5 separate regions of the Homo sapiens genome follow, and all the other regions are linked to region 1. Evidence: chromatin contacts called from ENCODE Hi-C or POLR2A ChIA-PET data. All regions are on one chromosome and are shown on one strand. Each heading gives the region's core, a stretch centred on a gene start or an enhancer-like site at or near the end of the contact. The rest is flanking DNA. Distances are from core to core; before and after follow the strand shown. Region 1 holds the start of PRKACA (protein kinase cAMP-activated catalytic subunit alpha). Region 2 holds the start of NDUFB7 (NADH:ubiquinone oxidoreductase subunit B7). Region 3 holds the start of ZSWIM4 (zinc finger SWIM-type containing 4). Region 4 has its middle 3.6 kb from the start of MIR23AHG. Region 5 holds the start of ADGRE5 (adhesion G protein-coupled receptor E5).

What was found. Hi-C counts contacts between places; a loop is a spot of excess contacts on that map. ChIA-PET counts read pairs that join two places held with the same protein, here RNA polymerase II (POLR2A). Pooled maps may share reads with other maps.
Region 2: a pooled map shows a loop between it and region 1 (22-fold over the local background). The contact joins the promoter of NDUFB7 here to the promoter of PRKACA in region 1. A Hi-C loop is called at or near these places in 1 of 168 maps with a recorded cell type or tissue (gastrocnemius medialis) and 7 of 50 pooled maps. POLR2A ChIA-PET finds 5 or more read pairs at or near these places in 1 of 52 experiments (H1).
Region 3: a loop to region 1 is called in a pooled map, with 9 times the contacts of the local background. The contact joins the promoter of ZSWIM4 here to the promoter of PRKACA in region 1. A Hi-C loop is called at or near these places in 9 of 50 pooled maps.
Region 4: a pooled map shows a loop between it and region 1 (4-fold over the local background). The contact joins the enhancer-like site here to the promoter of PRKACA in region 1. A Hi-C loop is called at or near these places in 1 of 168 maps with a recorded cell type or tissue (gastrocnemius medialis) and 9 of 50 pooled maps. POLR2A ChIA-PET finds 5 or more read pairs at or near these places in 2 of 52 experiments (BJ and activated B cell).
Region 5: a pooled map shows a loop between it and region 1 (3-fold over the local background). The contact joins the promoter of ADGRE5 here to the promoter of PRKACA in region 1. A Hi-C loop is called at or near these places in 4 of 50 pooled maps. POLR2A ChIA-PET finds 5 or more read pairs at or near these places in 7 of 52 experiments (CD4-positive, alpha-beta memory T cell, GM12878, WTC11 and 4 more).

The regions. Positions count from the first base shown.
Region 1 is chr19:14,116,304-14,119,095 of GRCh38, reverse strand. PRKACA (protein kinase cAMP-activated catalytic subunit alpha) reads left to right here and starts at 1,334. Exons shown (of 10, transcript NM_002730.4): 1 at 1,334-1,594. The coding sequence starts at 1,549. LOC124904642 (a long non-coding RNA gene) reads right to left here and starts at 882. Exons shown (of 2, transcript XR_007067144.1): 1 at 1-882. RefSeq lists silencers at 714-1,273, 1,684-1,753.
Region 2 is chr19:14,570,730-14,573,521 of GRCh38, reverse strand. NDUFB7 (NADH:ubiquinone oxidoreductase subunit B7) reads left to right here and starts at 1,456. Exons shown (of 3, transcript NM_004146.6): 1 at 1,456-1,633. The coding sequence starts at 1,522. RefSeq lists an enhancer at 1,235-1,524.
Region 3 is chr19:13,793,901-13,796,692 of GRCh38, reverse strand. It overlaps ZSWIM4 (zinc finger SWIM-type containing 4), which reads right to left and starts at 1,250. Exons shown (of 14, transcript NM_001367834.3): 1 at 892-1,250. The coding sequence starts at 1,044. RefSeq lists an enhancer at 587-656 and silencers at 897-1,106, 1,127-1,616.
Region 4 is chr19:13,845,150-13,847,941 of GRCh38, reverse strand. No RefSeq gene overlaps it. Among named protein-coding and RNA genes, the nearest start is that of MIR23AHG, 3.6 kb to the right of the region's middle. RefSeq lists silencers at 1-101, 1-191 and an enhancer at 772-951. Within about 2 kb of position 1,440, at least 41 of the 41 ENCODE cell types and tissues checked have a DNase peak (open chromatin) inside an H3K27ac peak, as active enhancers do; they include gastrocnemius medialis, where a contact is called at or near this core.
Region 5 is chr19:14,380,010-14,382,801 of GRCh38, reverse strand. It overlaps ADGRE5 (adhesion G protein-coupled receptor E5), which reads right to left and starts at 1,358. Exons shown (of 20, transcript NM_078481.4): 1 at 1,257-1,358. The coding sequence starts at 1,278. RefSeq lists a silencer at 1-9.

The sequences.
Region 1 (2,792 bases), core at 85-2,584:
GGAACATGGGGGCAGACAGCAGCTGGAGAAGGTGGAGGCTATTCAAGTCGAAGCAGCAGATCGGCTTGTAGTTAAGCCCAGCTAGCCCTTCCGAGTCGGGGTGACCTGGCTTCTCCCCTCCCCTGACCCTCTCTTAAGTGCTTCTCAATCAGGAGCAGTTCGGCCCCGCAAGAGCACATTCACCAATGTCAGGAGACAGCGGTTGCCACAGCCAGCAGGAAGATAGAGGAGGGGCTACTGGCATCCAGTGGGTAGAGGCGGGGGATGTTGCTCAACACCCAGTGGTGCACAAGACACCCCCCAGCAGAAAATGATCCAGCCTCACCGTCAGTAGTGTCGCAGTTGGGAAACCCCGACTGTCCTCTGCTAAGTGTGTACTGAAAGAGGATCCTGAAGGAAGGGGCAGGTTCCCTTCGCATTGCCCAGACAGGAAATACAGACGGGGAACAGGAGCAGGGAATCTGCCTGGCTGTACCCCAGATTCCTCATCTGTGCAATGGGAGTGATGATGGTAGCACCTACGCGATGGGAGTGTGGTGCGAAGGAGCGTTAAGTGGGTGCCAGCTCTTACTACTGGCAGGAGCCCAGGGCTAGGGCCCAGCAAAGGGGTGGACACTGAGCGCCCCTTCCCAGCCACCCCTTGCGCCGGGCCCGGCATCCTCCTGAGTGCGGCTGGGAAAACCCAGGAGGCCCCGCGGCCTGGCCCCCAAGCAGGCCTGGCCTCGGCCGCCCAGCGCCAGGCCTTATGAATGACGCCGGCGGCGGCCGGGCGACCTCTGACCCGCGCGCCGGCCGCGCCCCTCCCCCGCTGGCAGGTGGACAGCGGCTGCGCCGGGCAGGCCGCGGCGCCAACTCCGGCTGGCCGACAGCCGCTGCCGCACTGAGCGGGGGCGGGGGACTGCGGCGCGCGCGGGGCCGGCCGGGCGCCCGCCGGGGCCGCCTCCTGAGCCTCGGAGCGCTGCGCGGCCGCCAGCCAGCCTCCGCCGCCCCGCCCCGCCGGCCCGGGCCCGCAGACTGCGTCTCCGCCCCGCCCTCTCACCCCCGGATTGACACTGAGCGTTCTGCTGGGGGGCTTGGCGGACCCGGCACCTCCGCCAATCGGCGGCCTCGCAGGGCGGACCCCGGGCCCAGTCCAGCGTCTCGGCCAATCGGACGCGTCTGCCCGCCCAGCTGCGGCCTCGCGAGCGAGTGAATGGCCGAGAGTCCGCGGTGCGTGTCCCGAGGCTGAGAGCCTATAGTGGCGCGGGAAGGTCGCGGGAGGGCCAATGGGAGGCGGCGCTGAGCCGTCAGTCAGGGCGGCCTAGGCCAATGAGCGGCGGGCTGCGGGGGCGTCACAGACAGCGGCAGAGATCTTGGGCTGAGGTTCCCGGGCGGGCGGGCGCGGAGAGACGCGGGAAGCAGGGGCTGGGCGGGGGTCGCGGCGCCGCAGCTAGCGCAGCCAGCCCGAGGGCCGCCGCCGCCGCCGCCCAGCGCGCTCCGGGGCCGCCGGCCGCAGCCAGCACCCGCCGCGCCGCAGCTCCGGGACCGGCCCCGGCCGCCGCCGCCGCGATGGGCAACGCCGCCGCCGCCAAGAAGGGCAGCGAGCAGGAGAGCGGTGAGTGCCCGGGCTGTGACCCCGATCTTGGCCCTGCGCTGCCAGCCCTGGCCTTGTCCATCATCGCCTGGCCCCTCCCCCTACGGGGCCCCTCATCCTCTCTGCCTACCCCCCAGCGCCCCTTGCCCCGGCCTGTCCAAGGCTGGGGCCCGCGGGCCCGCAGAGTACCCCCTGTAGGGGTCCCCTTCCCCTAGGGCCGCCCCATGCTGCAAAGACCGTGCTCCCCCCCAGCTGTCACTGCCAACCATGGCACGTATGACCGCTGGGGCCCCACATGGGCCCCTGTCACCAGCCTACCCCCTCCTTTCCTGGCCCCTCTTCCCAGATTCTAATCCCCCCACTTCCTCACTCACCTCTCTCACCTATGGGATCCTCTGCCTGACCCCGACCCAGGTTTCTACCAGTTTGGGAATGCGATGAGGTCTGTCTGCCTCCACCGCGCAGGGACCTTGGCCACTTGCTGACCACACCCCTCCCCCCTCCAGCCCCCGCCATCTTTCTCCTGCCCTTTCCCTCTTCACCTTAGCACAGCCCCCCCTTCCAAACCCATCCTGCCCCCTGAACATTTCCCAGAGCCACCTCCAGCATTATTTTTTTCTTCTGTGTCACTTGGCATGGGGGACAGGATCTTTCTGGGTCCCTCTGCCTCTCTCATCCTGTCACTCTGTCATTCTGCTGCTCTGCTTGTGCTCCGTCCTCCAAGCAAGCGTCTGTCCCTGGCTGGGGTAGCAGACTGTTTATGAACGTAGAGAATTGCTTCAGTGCTTCCAAAGCCAAGTTTGAGCTGGTCTTGTTGGGATTCATTGCATCCTCTTTCCTGCGTTGGGGTAAGGGGGTGGTGGCAGAGCCCCCTCTCATTTCCTGTCTTGCAGTGAGCTCTAGGCTCCATGGAGGGCCCCTCAATAAATGGTCGTTTCACAACTGAGGCTCCGTCATTCACCCAGTCCCTGGGGCTTCTTCCACCACTCCTGGCTTGGGATGAAAAGTGTCTGGGTTTAGCGAGGTTCATTCGGTTCTAACTGAGATGGTCAGAAAGAGCACTGGGGAGGAGGAGGCAGTCAAAGAGAGTAATGGGTGACGTCTAGTGATTTGCTTTGACGTCTAGTGATTCTGATCATTCCCAGGGCTCAGCCAGAGAGAGACCTGTTTCACCCACTTGCCCACACATTAGGTTGGTCTTTTCCAGCCAGCCAGAGAA
Region 2 (2,792 bases), core at 207-2,706, 450 kb before region 1:
AGACAGGGTCTCACTCTGTTGCCTAGGCTGGAGTGCAGTGATGGGATCACGGCTCACTGCAGCCTGGAACTCCTGGGCTCAAGTTATCCTCCTGCCTCAGCCTCCCGAGTAGCTGGGACTACAAGCGTGCACCACCACACCCAGCTTTTTTTTTTTTTTTTTTTTTTGTAGAGATAGAGTCTCCCTATATTGCCCAGGCTGGTCTCAAACTCCTGAGTTCAGGCGATCCTCCCATCTCAGCTTCCCAAAGCTCTGAGATTACAGGTGTGAGCCACTGCCCTGGCCCATATTTTTTTTTTTCCATTAGACTGTTTTTCTGTTCCATTAGACTGTAAGCTTGAAAGACAGGAACCACGTCTGCCTTTCTGTCTGACCACTGGACCCAGCATACCATACAGTAGATGCCTAATACATGCTTTGTCAGACTGGGGAAAAATATATATTAGATATTAATATTAGATATTAATATATTTTAAAATTGTATAAAGATTGCATATATATATATAATTTATTTGAAATTTCAGCTTTAAATAATTGTTTTTGACCAGGCACAGTGGCTTACGCCCATAATCCCAACACTTTGAGAGGCTGAGGCGGGAGGATCCCTGGAGCCCAAGAGTTCAAGGTTGCAGTGAGCTATGATTGTGCCACTGTGCTCCAGCCTGGGCGACAGAATGAGACCCTATCTCAAAAAATAATAATATAATAATAACTGTATTTATGAATAACTTTTATTTAAATTAAATTTATCAAAATCTTTCTTGGACAGGCACTGTGGCTCATGCCCGTAATCCCAGCAATTTGGGAGGCTGAGGCGGGGGAATCACTTGAGGTCAGGGGTTCGAGACCAGCCTGGCCAACTGGCGAAACCCCGTCTCTACTAAAAATACAAAAATTAGCTGGGGGTGGTGGCGGGCGCCTGTAATCCCAGCTACTCAGGAGGCTGAGGCAAGAGAATTTGAGCCCAGGAGGTGGAGGCTGCAGTGAGCCGAGATCGCGCCAATACACTCCAGTCTGGGCGACAGGTACTGTGTCTCCAAAAACAAAAAATTCTTAAAGTGACTTTATGCAAAATTACATACATTAACGATATAATAGATATCGTGCCTTTTTTAAGAGAAATTTGAATGTTTTCAAAGAAAAAACTTTTTGGAAAATGATATGAAAAATAATTTTAATATGTGCTTTAGCCTCGGGCTACCAGAAGAGCCCCAGATAGGGTCGAGGGAGGCCTCAGTCCCACACCGTCCCCTTCTGCCCCGCCCAGATGGATTTCCAGGCTCAGGGAAGTCCCCTCTCGGGTCCAACCATATCCTGCGAAGAGACACAGCACCTGTCCCGCCTCCGCCTGTCCGCGAGGTGACGCCAGGCGGACCGGAGCGATCCTCTGGAGTCCTTCATCTCTATGATCTCCGCAGCTGCCTAAATGACCCGGAAGCTGTGTCTGACTGAGGGGTCAGTGGTTCCGGGTAGGAGCTAGGTGACCCTCGGCTGCTGCAGGGATCTGCAGCGACTGCAGCCATGGGGGCCCACCTGGTCCGGCGCTACCTGGGCGATGCCTCGGTGGAGCCCGACCCCCTGCAGATGCCAACCTTCCCGCCAGACTACGGCTTCCCCGAACGCAAGGAGCGCGGTGAGGCCCAGTGCGCAGGCGCAGCCAGAGGGCGTGGGGCGCGGGTGCCTGAACACCTGGCACCCCAGGGCTGGCACCCCAGGGCTGGGCTCTAACCTCAGGTGTTGTATCTGGGTTTGGGTCTAGACTAGGAGTCCACAGGACGTGCATGACCCCACCTCAGTGTGGAGGCGTTCCAGCCCAAGGGCACGGCTTGAGCAAAAGCCAGGGAGCAAAAGTGAGGCGACAAGTGGGGGTTCGGGCAGGAATGCGACGCGCAGAGCTGGGTCGAGTCTTTTTTTTTTTTCTTTTGAGACGGAGTCTCGCTTTTTCTTTCAGGCTGGAGTGCAGTGGCTTGGTCTCGATTCACTGGCAGCCTCCACCTCCCGGGTTCAAGCGATTCTCCTGCCTCAGCCTCGCGAGTAGCTGTGATTACAGATGTGTACCACCATGCCCAGCTACTTTTTTGTATTGTTAGTAGAGACGGGGTTTCTCCTTGTTGGCCAGGCTGCTCTTGAACTCCTGACCTCAAGTGATCCGCCCGCCTCGGCCTCCCCAAGTGCTGGGATCGCAGAAGTCAGTCACCACGCCCGGCCTCGGGCCAAGTCTTGGGGGACGTGGGGAGTCATGGGAGGGCAGGGACACGTTCATTGTACCCCCTTCCTGATGTCACTGCAATTGTGGGGTATGCACAAGGAAATAAGGAAGATTCGAGCTGCAAATACTGTCCTGCAAAGTGCTTTGTTTTGCTTTGAGACGGGATCTTGCTCTGTTGCCCAGGCTGAGTGTAGTGGCACAATCACAGCTCATTGCATCCTCGACCTCCTGGGCTCAAATGATCCTCCCGCCTCAGCCTCCCGAGTAGCTGGGACTACAGGAGCGCCCCAGGATGCCAGACTGATTTTTTATTTTTTGTAGAGTTGGGGGTCTTGCTGTGTTGCCCAGGCTGGTCTCAAACTCCTGGGCTCAAACGATCCTTCTGCCCAGCCTCCCAAAGTGCTGGGATTGAAGATGTGAGCCACTACGCCCAGGATGGTTTTTTGGTTCGTGTGTTTGTTTTTGCTTTTAATGTAGTAATATCACAGGCATACCGAGCACCAGCTCTGGGCCACGTCCCACATTAGGCACCGCGGATACAGCAGGGAACTGGAGGGATGCAGGCACTGTCTCCAGAGAACTC
Region 3 (2,792 bases), core at 1-2,500, 320 kb after region 1:
ACAGAAGAGAGCTTCTAGGTGCACCTGTCCAGGGACCACCACCCAGGCTCCGCCCCTGCTGTTTTCCTATGGGAAGAGATAGGATAGGTCAGGGGGATGAGGTGGGGAGGAGGAGGGACCCTGGCATTTCAGTAATCCCTGCGGCAAGCCAGGAGAAGACGGGCAGCCCCGAAAGAGGAATCTGGAGGAGTAGAGAGGGGTCCCCAAGGAACAGGTGGAATCTGGAGGCTCGAGGGCAGGAATGAATGGGGAAAAAAGGGGTGTCTTGAGCTGGAATCTGGAGAGATGGGGGAGTTATTTACTTGGGGTGTACGGTAGGGATCTGGAGAGCAGGAATGGGGTAGTGTGAGTCTCTAGAGGCTACGATGGAGGGAGACAGGGTGTCCCCAAGCGGGGGGCCGAAGAGAGGATTGAAGACTGAATGGGGTGCCCTGATTGGCGAATAAAGATGCGGTAGGAAAAGAGGGGTACCGTTGGGGGATAAGGTGGGAAAAGAGGGGTACCGTTGGGGGATAAGGTGGGAAAAGAGGGGTACCGTTGGGGGATAAGGCGGGAAAAGAGGGGTGCCCAGGGTTGTAGGCGGGCCATGGGGGCCAGATCTCAGAGATCTGGGGTTGGTAGGAGAAGAAGGAAGTGTCCTGATTTGGGATCTGGGGCGCTGAGGGGCAGAGATGGCAGAGAAGGGATGGGGGTGGGTTACTGGGTTTGAAGGACAGAAACAGGAGGATGAGGGGGTGTTTCCAGGCAGGGTTAAGGGTCCTGGGGGTGGAATCTCAGGGGGTGTCTCTGATTGGGTTAGCTCTGGAGTCTGGGGATTGTGGGGGAGGAGAAGACAGGTGGGGAAGGTGCTGGGGGTGCGTCCCTGCCCCCGCCCCCTTCCCCCGCGGTCACCTGCTCGAAGGCCCAGCTCTCGGCTACCCGCTTGGCGCTGAGGTCCAGCAGCGCCTCGGGCCGGCCCCGGCCACGCGCGGCCCCGGCCCCGGCATCGCGCTCCTCGGGTCCCGCGGGGCAGCCCCGGCTCCGCTTGGCCGCGGGGGGTTCCATCCGGCCCGGCCGGGGCCAGGGCCGGGGCGGGGCCTCTTTGGGGGGCTCGGTCCGATGCCCGCTCCGCTTCGCCGGCTCCCGCGCCCCCTGCCCTCCTTCCCGTCCGTCCTCTGCGCTCGGCCGCCCCGGGACCCCTACCGCACCCACCCCCGACCCGCGCCGGGCCGGCAGGGTGATGCGGCCCCTTTAAGACTCTTCACAACAATGAAGCTGCTTCAGCCGCCGCTTTAGCTCCGCCGTCGTCCCGCCCCCACCGCCTGTCCCTATTGGCCCCCCCTCGGCCTCCTCGGCCCTCCCCCGCCATTGGCTGCGCCGCCAGACCCGTGTCCAAGCCTCGCTGCTCACTCGATGACTGCGATGCCAGTCTTTTCTTGTTTACCCAACCAGAGCGCACAGCGAGGGGCGCTGTCAATCACGGGGCGCCAGAGGCCAATCAGAGTGGGAGGACCCCCGCGGCCCAGGCCTTATGCGGAGTTTCGGGGCGGGCCCGGGGTTCATTCACAACATTCCTCCCCCGCCTCTCTTGGGCTGGACTGCGCGCCCCAGGCTTCTGGGGCTGCGCCCACACACGGCTTTGTTTACTGAGGGTCGCTTCCGGGCGCCGCGAGGGGACAATCAACATAGCCCGGCCGGTGAGCGAGACAGAGCAGCGGGATCCCTTGGCAGTGGCTCAGCCCCTCGTCCCTCCCAGCTGTGCGACCCGAGAAACTCACTCAACCTCTCTGGGCACCGGGTCAAGTTTTGGTTCTTGTGGGGGCGGAGGGGTCGCAGGCTCACTGAGGGAGCTCATGCGGGCCGCGGACCCCCTCTCCAGAAACAAAGCTCGGTTAGGGGGTTCATAGGTCATCCCTTGAGCCTCAAAACTAGTATAGTACCCCGCCCCTCCTTTCCATGCCCTAGATACTATCTTGGGTCATATGAAATTGCTAATTTTTTTTTACCATTTTTGGCCTGTTAAAATGGCAATTCCATGAGGTTCACCCTAACACTTAATCAAACCCCAGCACCTCTGAGCATTTTTTCTGACTCAGCTTGTGTAGGCCACCGTCTCTGGCCTGGAAGCTGGCCATGGCTTCCATCACCCGTTCCCGTCCCGGCTCCTTGCCAATGTCCTCAGAGGACCCTGCATTTTTCCTTCCTCATACTTCTCACCATTACCATTTATTTATCTGTTTCGGCGGTTTTTTTTTTTTTTTTTTTTTTTTTTTTTACGGAGTTTCACTCTTGTCGTCCAGGCTGGGGTGCAGTGGTGCGATCTCGGCTCACTGCAACCTGCGCCTCCCGGGGTCAAGTGATTCTCCTGCCTCAGCCTCCCGAATAGCTGAAATTATAGGCGCCCACCACCACGCCCGGCTAATTTTTGTATTTTTGGTAGAGACGGAGTTTTGCCATGTTGGCCAGGCTGGTCTTGAACTCCTGACCTCAAGTGATCCACCTTTGGTAGTTGCTTAATTTCAATCTCTCCCTCTCCACTGTGAGCCTCAGGAGGCAGGAGTTTGTCCCATCTGTGCTTTACTGTACCGGCAGCACCTGGAAGGTAGGCGCTTAACCTAGAACTTGTTGAATGTACCAACCAACACATGCTTTGCCTCCATTCAGTTAAATGATAGGCACAGCAGAAAAAAAAAAAAAACAGTGATTATCCACTCATCCATATGGAAGCCCTAGCTTTTTCTTGGAGAAACTTCGAGTCTCACAGCTGCACCCTCTGGCCAGTCTTCACCCACTCTCCCTGCCACCCCCTCAAT
Region 4 (2,792 bases), core at 191-2,690, 270 kb after region 1:
GGCGGCCTCAGGGGGCCTCCTCTCCCGGCTGAGGCTCGGCCTCGCCCTCCTCCAGGCTGGGAGGATCCGCCGTCTGCGCCGCCGGCAGGGGGAGGGGGCGGGTTATTTTTACCTCCCTCCAGGCAGCCGGGGCGACAGGAAGTGAGCGCGCGGCCCGCCAGATGTGGGGAGCCAGGGAGCTGGGAACAGCCACAGCTGGACTGGCGGCCGGCCGGGAGCGGGGTTAGGGGGGAGGGTGTGTGGAGGGTGGATCCCCAGGCCTCCGGTCCCCTCTTTGTTCCCCGCCGCCCCAGCCTCCCCTCCAAAGACCCCTCGTCCCCATCCCCCGCTCATGTGGGTCGTGGCCTCGCTGTCCCTCATCTGGGCGCCAATCCCCTCGCTGGCTCGAGGGCTCTCAGATCCTGGGCAGGGAGGGGGACCCTGCCCCTCGCCCCAGGGACCCCCAGGTCCCAGCAGAGTCGGGGGTAAGAGGGGGAGACGGCCTCTCGCCGGCCCCGCCTGCCACCGCCATTGTTTACCCGTCGGCTGCCTCCTAGGAAACTTAACCCGCCCGCGGTAATTTTATTTGGGAACTTCGGCCAGTTGCCATAGCAACCCCCAGTGACGTCAGAGGGGCTGGGGCCCGAAATCCCCGGGAAAGTGGGGGGGATGGGATGGGGGGGAGACCCCCAGAAGGGCTCTCCTTAACCCTCTGCGTACCAGATCCCAGCCAGGCAGGGACAGCCAGATGTGACACTTCTTGGGTGCGCCCCCCCAGTTCTGGCCTGGGGCCAGGTCAGGGTGGCAGGCCAGGCCTTGATGTCATCGGGAGCTGGGTGGGTGGTGAGTCATTCCTGAGGTGGGGGCTGGGCCAGGCCTGGGGTCTATTCCTGTCTGACCTGCCCCACCAGTGCCCTTGAGCAATACTGGGACCCTTCCCCGGGGATTTCAGGCACCTGGCTGGGAGTCCCCACAGATCCCTGGGACCTCTCTGCCCTTCTGAACCATTATGTAGGTAGACAAAGTCTTTCCTGGTGCTCCAGACACCAGGCAATTGAGTTTGTCACGGTGAGCTGGGGCCACCGTGTAATGTCCTTCTCCGGATGTGGGGAGTGGCTGGTGCCCTGGTGAGGGGGCAGGGATGTGGTGGGATCCCGGCTCAGTCCATAACACAGCTGGTCGCCAGGGCAACAGGAGGCAGGGGCCCTGACTGGCATGGGGGTCACTGCCGCCAGCCGGGGGCTGGGCTGGGAGGAGCCACTCTAACCGCAGTGACGTGGGACTTCCTCGGCAGGGCCTGTTTGATGTCTCTGTGTGTGGCGTTGCCATGGGGCCCAGCAGGCAGCCCTGCATGTGAGCTGGGGTGACCTGTGGGCCGGCTGGGCCTGTCAGGGTCCCTTGATCCAGGTGTACCTGGTGTATCACTTACCCTCTTTCTACCTGCGATCAGCACATCACACGTCTCACCTCAAAGCCTGGTAACAACTGCAAATTGCGCATTTTCAGCCCCATTTTTCAGCCGACAAAACTGAGGCTTAGGAAGTGTAATCGCCTGGCCCCAAAGCCATCCCAAAGACATCCAGCTAGAAAGCTGGGGTGTAGGGCCTGGCGCTGTGGCTCACACCTGTCATCCCAGCACTTTGGGAGGCTGAGGCGGGCGGATCACTTGAAGTCAGGAGTTCAAGATCAGCCTGGCCAATATGGTGAAACCCTGTCTCTACTAAAAATAGAAAAATTAGCCGAGCATGGTGGTGCACGCCTGTAATCCCAGCTACTTGGGAGGCTGAGGCAGGAGAATCGCTTGAACTGGGGAGGCAGAGGTTTCAGTGAGCCAAGATTGTGACAATGCACTCCAGCCTGGGCGACAGAGTGAGACTCCTTCTCAAACAAAACAAAACAAAACAAATCTTTGTTCTTCTTCCATTCCACTCCTCTCTCTGCCTCCATGAAACCGGTCTGCTTTGCTGGTTTTCCAATGTTCCAGGCACCGTCCTACCGCAAAGCCTGTGCACTGGCCGTTCTCTACCTGGAACTCTCTTCCTCTCGATGTCTTCCTGGCTTTTCCCTCAGTGCCTAAAAGTCTTTGTTCAAAGTCACCTCCTCCTCAGGGAGGACTTTCCTGACCTAACCTCCACTCATTTCATCTCTCATCTCTCTTGCCTTTTTCTAGATTACCCATAGACTTTCCACCCAACACATTTTATATATATATATATATATATATATAATATAATTTAAAACAATATATATATAATTTTTAAACATATAGACACATAATTTTAAAATATATATAGATATATAATTTTTAAATATATAGATATGTAATTTTTAAAAATATATATAGATATATAATTTTTTTTTGAGACAGGGTTTCCCTGTGTCGCTCAGGCTGGAGTCCAGTGGAGCAATCTTGGCTCACTACAACCTCCGCCTCCTGGTTCAAATGATTCTCCTGCCTCAGCCTCCCGAGTAGCTGGGTACAGGCGTGCGCCACCATGCCCGGCTAATTGTTGTATTTTTAGTAGAGACGGGGTTTCACCATGTTGGCCAGGCTTGTCTCGAACTCCCGACCTCAAGTGATCAGGCTGCCTCAGCCTCCCAAAGTGCTGGGAAGACAGGCATGAGCCACCGCTCCTGGCCACATTATATATCTTTATACCTATCTATCTGCTTATCATGTTTGTTTCTCCCATAGATGCTGGTCCCAAAAGTACAGGGATTTTTTTTTCTGTTTTGTTCTCTTCTGTGTCCCCAAATGCCCGGAACAGAGCCTGACATACATACAGCAGGCACTCAATGTTTGTAGAATGAAC
Region 5 (2,792 bases), core at 109-2,608, 260 kb before region 1:
GGAGGCGGAGGTTGCAGTGAGCCGAGATTGCACCATTGCACTCCAGCCTGAGCGACAAGAGCGAGACTTTGTCTCAAAAAAAAAAAAAAAAATTTGTTTTTGGTAGAGACAACGTCTCGATGTGTTGCCCAGGCTAGTCTCCAGTCCCTGGGCTCAAGAGATCCACCTGCCTCGGCCTCTCAAAGTGCTGGGATTGCAGGTGTGAGCCACTGTGCCCAGCCAACACTTTTAAAATGCTGTTTACCTAATTCTTACTGTGAACCAGGAATAGTTTGTGTCCTAACTCACTCATCCCTTAAAACAATCTAAGACGGAGACGGGTTGTGCTCCATTTTATAGATGAGAAAAGTGAGGCGCAGAGGCTCTCTGACTTGGCCCTGGTGACACAGACAGCCAGGGCGTGGAACCCTTGGGAAGCCAGGTCTTGGCAACTGCCCCCAACAAGTGTGCCCCCAAGAAACCCAAGGTGGGCTCTTGTCTCTCACTCTCAAGCCAAGGCGGGGTGCTGAGCTGACACCTGCCACTTGGGGCTGGCCCAGGGAAGCTGTGTCCCTGTGGTCCAGGAAGTTCTGGTTTTTGCCCCAAATGTCATTTCTTCACTCTCTTTGTTGCCCCGTTGCTTAGGCAACGAGCTACCCTGATAACCGTTACAGTCACCTTGGGTGGGGCGGGAAAGGGAGTCCCAGGAAGTCACAACAAAAATCAAATTCAAACCCAGAACCAGGCAAAGTCCCTTCGATCCGCAGCTGAGCCCCAGCCAGGTCTGCGGGGAGCAAGAACTGGGGTCTCTGGGGGCTGCCCCTGCTGCTGAGACTGCGAGGGACAAATTGGGGGTACCTTGCAGTGGAGAAGTCCTGGCTTCTAGCTTCCCCACCCCCGCCCATGTCCTTCTATGCGTTATATTAAGCACAGCGGCTCTCAGGGTCCCAGCACTCACTTTTTGCCCCTTTCCTTCCCCCGTGCCTCAGTTTCCCCTCTTAGGGAGCAGATGCCAGACTGGCTCCAGTAGAAAGCTTGAGGATCCCTCCAGGCAGGGTAGCAGGCTCCAAGAGCACCCTGGAGTTCCTGCCGGGGTGTGGGGGTGCCCAAGCACCACCAGCCCCTCTCGCCGTGTGCCCGTGAGTGCCTGCTTGACCATGTGGCTTCCTCTATCGCAGGCCCCACAGACACCAGCGGCGCCTCCCGTTTCTCAGACGCAGCCAAGGGGTCCCGCTGGAGCTTCCTCGCCCCTCCCAGCGGGGCCCCAAAGTACTTACCGAGAAAGACGCGGCCTCCCATGGTTGGAGCTGCCGGCAGGAGCGGCAGGGGAAAGAGTGAGTGGGACAGGGCTGTCCCGTCTCCACAGGCTAGGCAGCTGTGCAGGCTGTCCCGAGGCCAGGACTTTATGAAGGAGGGGGGGCGGACAGCCGCTGGCCCAGGGCCCTCCCCGGAACTGGCGGTGCAGCTGGAAGCCAGCAGGAAAGTGCAATAAAAACACAGACCCAGGGGCGCTGCATACACACACACACACACACACACACACACACACACACACACGTGCACTCAGTAAGAATGAAGTGCAACCTGCTTTCAAAAACCCTCTGCTAGAGTTTCCACCATGTGGCTCTGACGAACCCTTTGGCCTCTGTGTTGGGGCTGGCTGCTCTGAGGGGAAGGTGTGGCAGCCGGGCGGGGCGGTCTTGCCTGGGGCCACTTGGCTCTTCCCTGGGCAGGCGCAAAGGGGTCTTGTCAGAAATAGCTCTGGACGCCCACGCTGGTGGGACTCGCCCTGTGCCCAGAGCTTTGGCATGCCAGAGTTGGCAGAGCCTGCGTCCCAGCTGGCAGAACGTTTCCCTGCCATTTTCCAGATGAGGAAACAGGTCGGGTGCAGAGGCTCGCACCTGTGATCTCAGCACTCTGGGAGGCCGAGGCAGGAGGATCGCTTGAGCTCAGGAGTTTGACACCAGCCTGGGCAACATGGCGAAACTCTTGTTTCTACAAAATAAATAAATAAATAATCCAGGCTGGTGGCAGACATCTGTAGTCCCAGCTACTACTACTCAGGAGGCTGAGGCGGGGAGAATCACCCGAGCTGGGGAGTTTGAGGCTGCAGTGAGCTATGATGGTGCCACTGCACTCCAGCTTGGGTGATAGAGTGAGATCCTGTGTCAAAAACAAAAAGAAAGAAAGAAAACTGAGGCATTACAGTGTCCACATAAAAGCCCAGGGAGGGAGAAGGGGCCCTCTTCCGATGCCAGGCAGGTGCCAAGAAGAGAAGCTTCACCGCACAGAGCAGACCTCCTGGATCTTTCTGATCTTTCTAAGCCAGTTTCCCCCTGTGGGAAACTTATATTTCAGAGGCCTCTTCGTTAATCAACAGAGAATCATGTGATAGGAGGGTTCTTTCCTTTCTGGATAAATCACATGATTAGCTTGTCTCTTGAGCTACCTCATAATTTTTTAAAACGCTATTTTTTGGCTGGGTGCGGTGGCTCACACCTGTAATCCCAGCACTTTGGGAGTCTGAGGTGGGTGGATCACCTGAGGTCGGGAGTTCGAGACTCAGCCTGACCAACATGGAGAAACCCTGTCTCTACTAAAAATACAAAATTAGCCGGGTGTGGCGGCACATGCCTGTAATCCCAGCTACTTGGGAGGCTGAGGCAGGAGGACTGATAGAACCCAGGAGGCGGAGGTTGTGGTGAGCTGAGATTGTGCCCTTGCACTCAAGCCTGGGCAACAAGAGTGAAACTGTCTAAAAACAAACAAACAAACGCTATATATATTTTTAAGAGATCTTACTCTGTCACCCA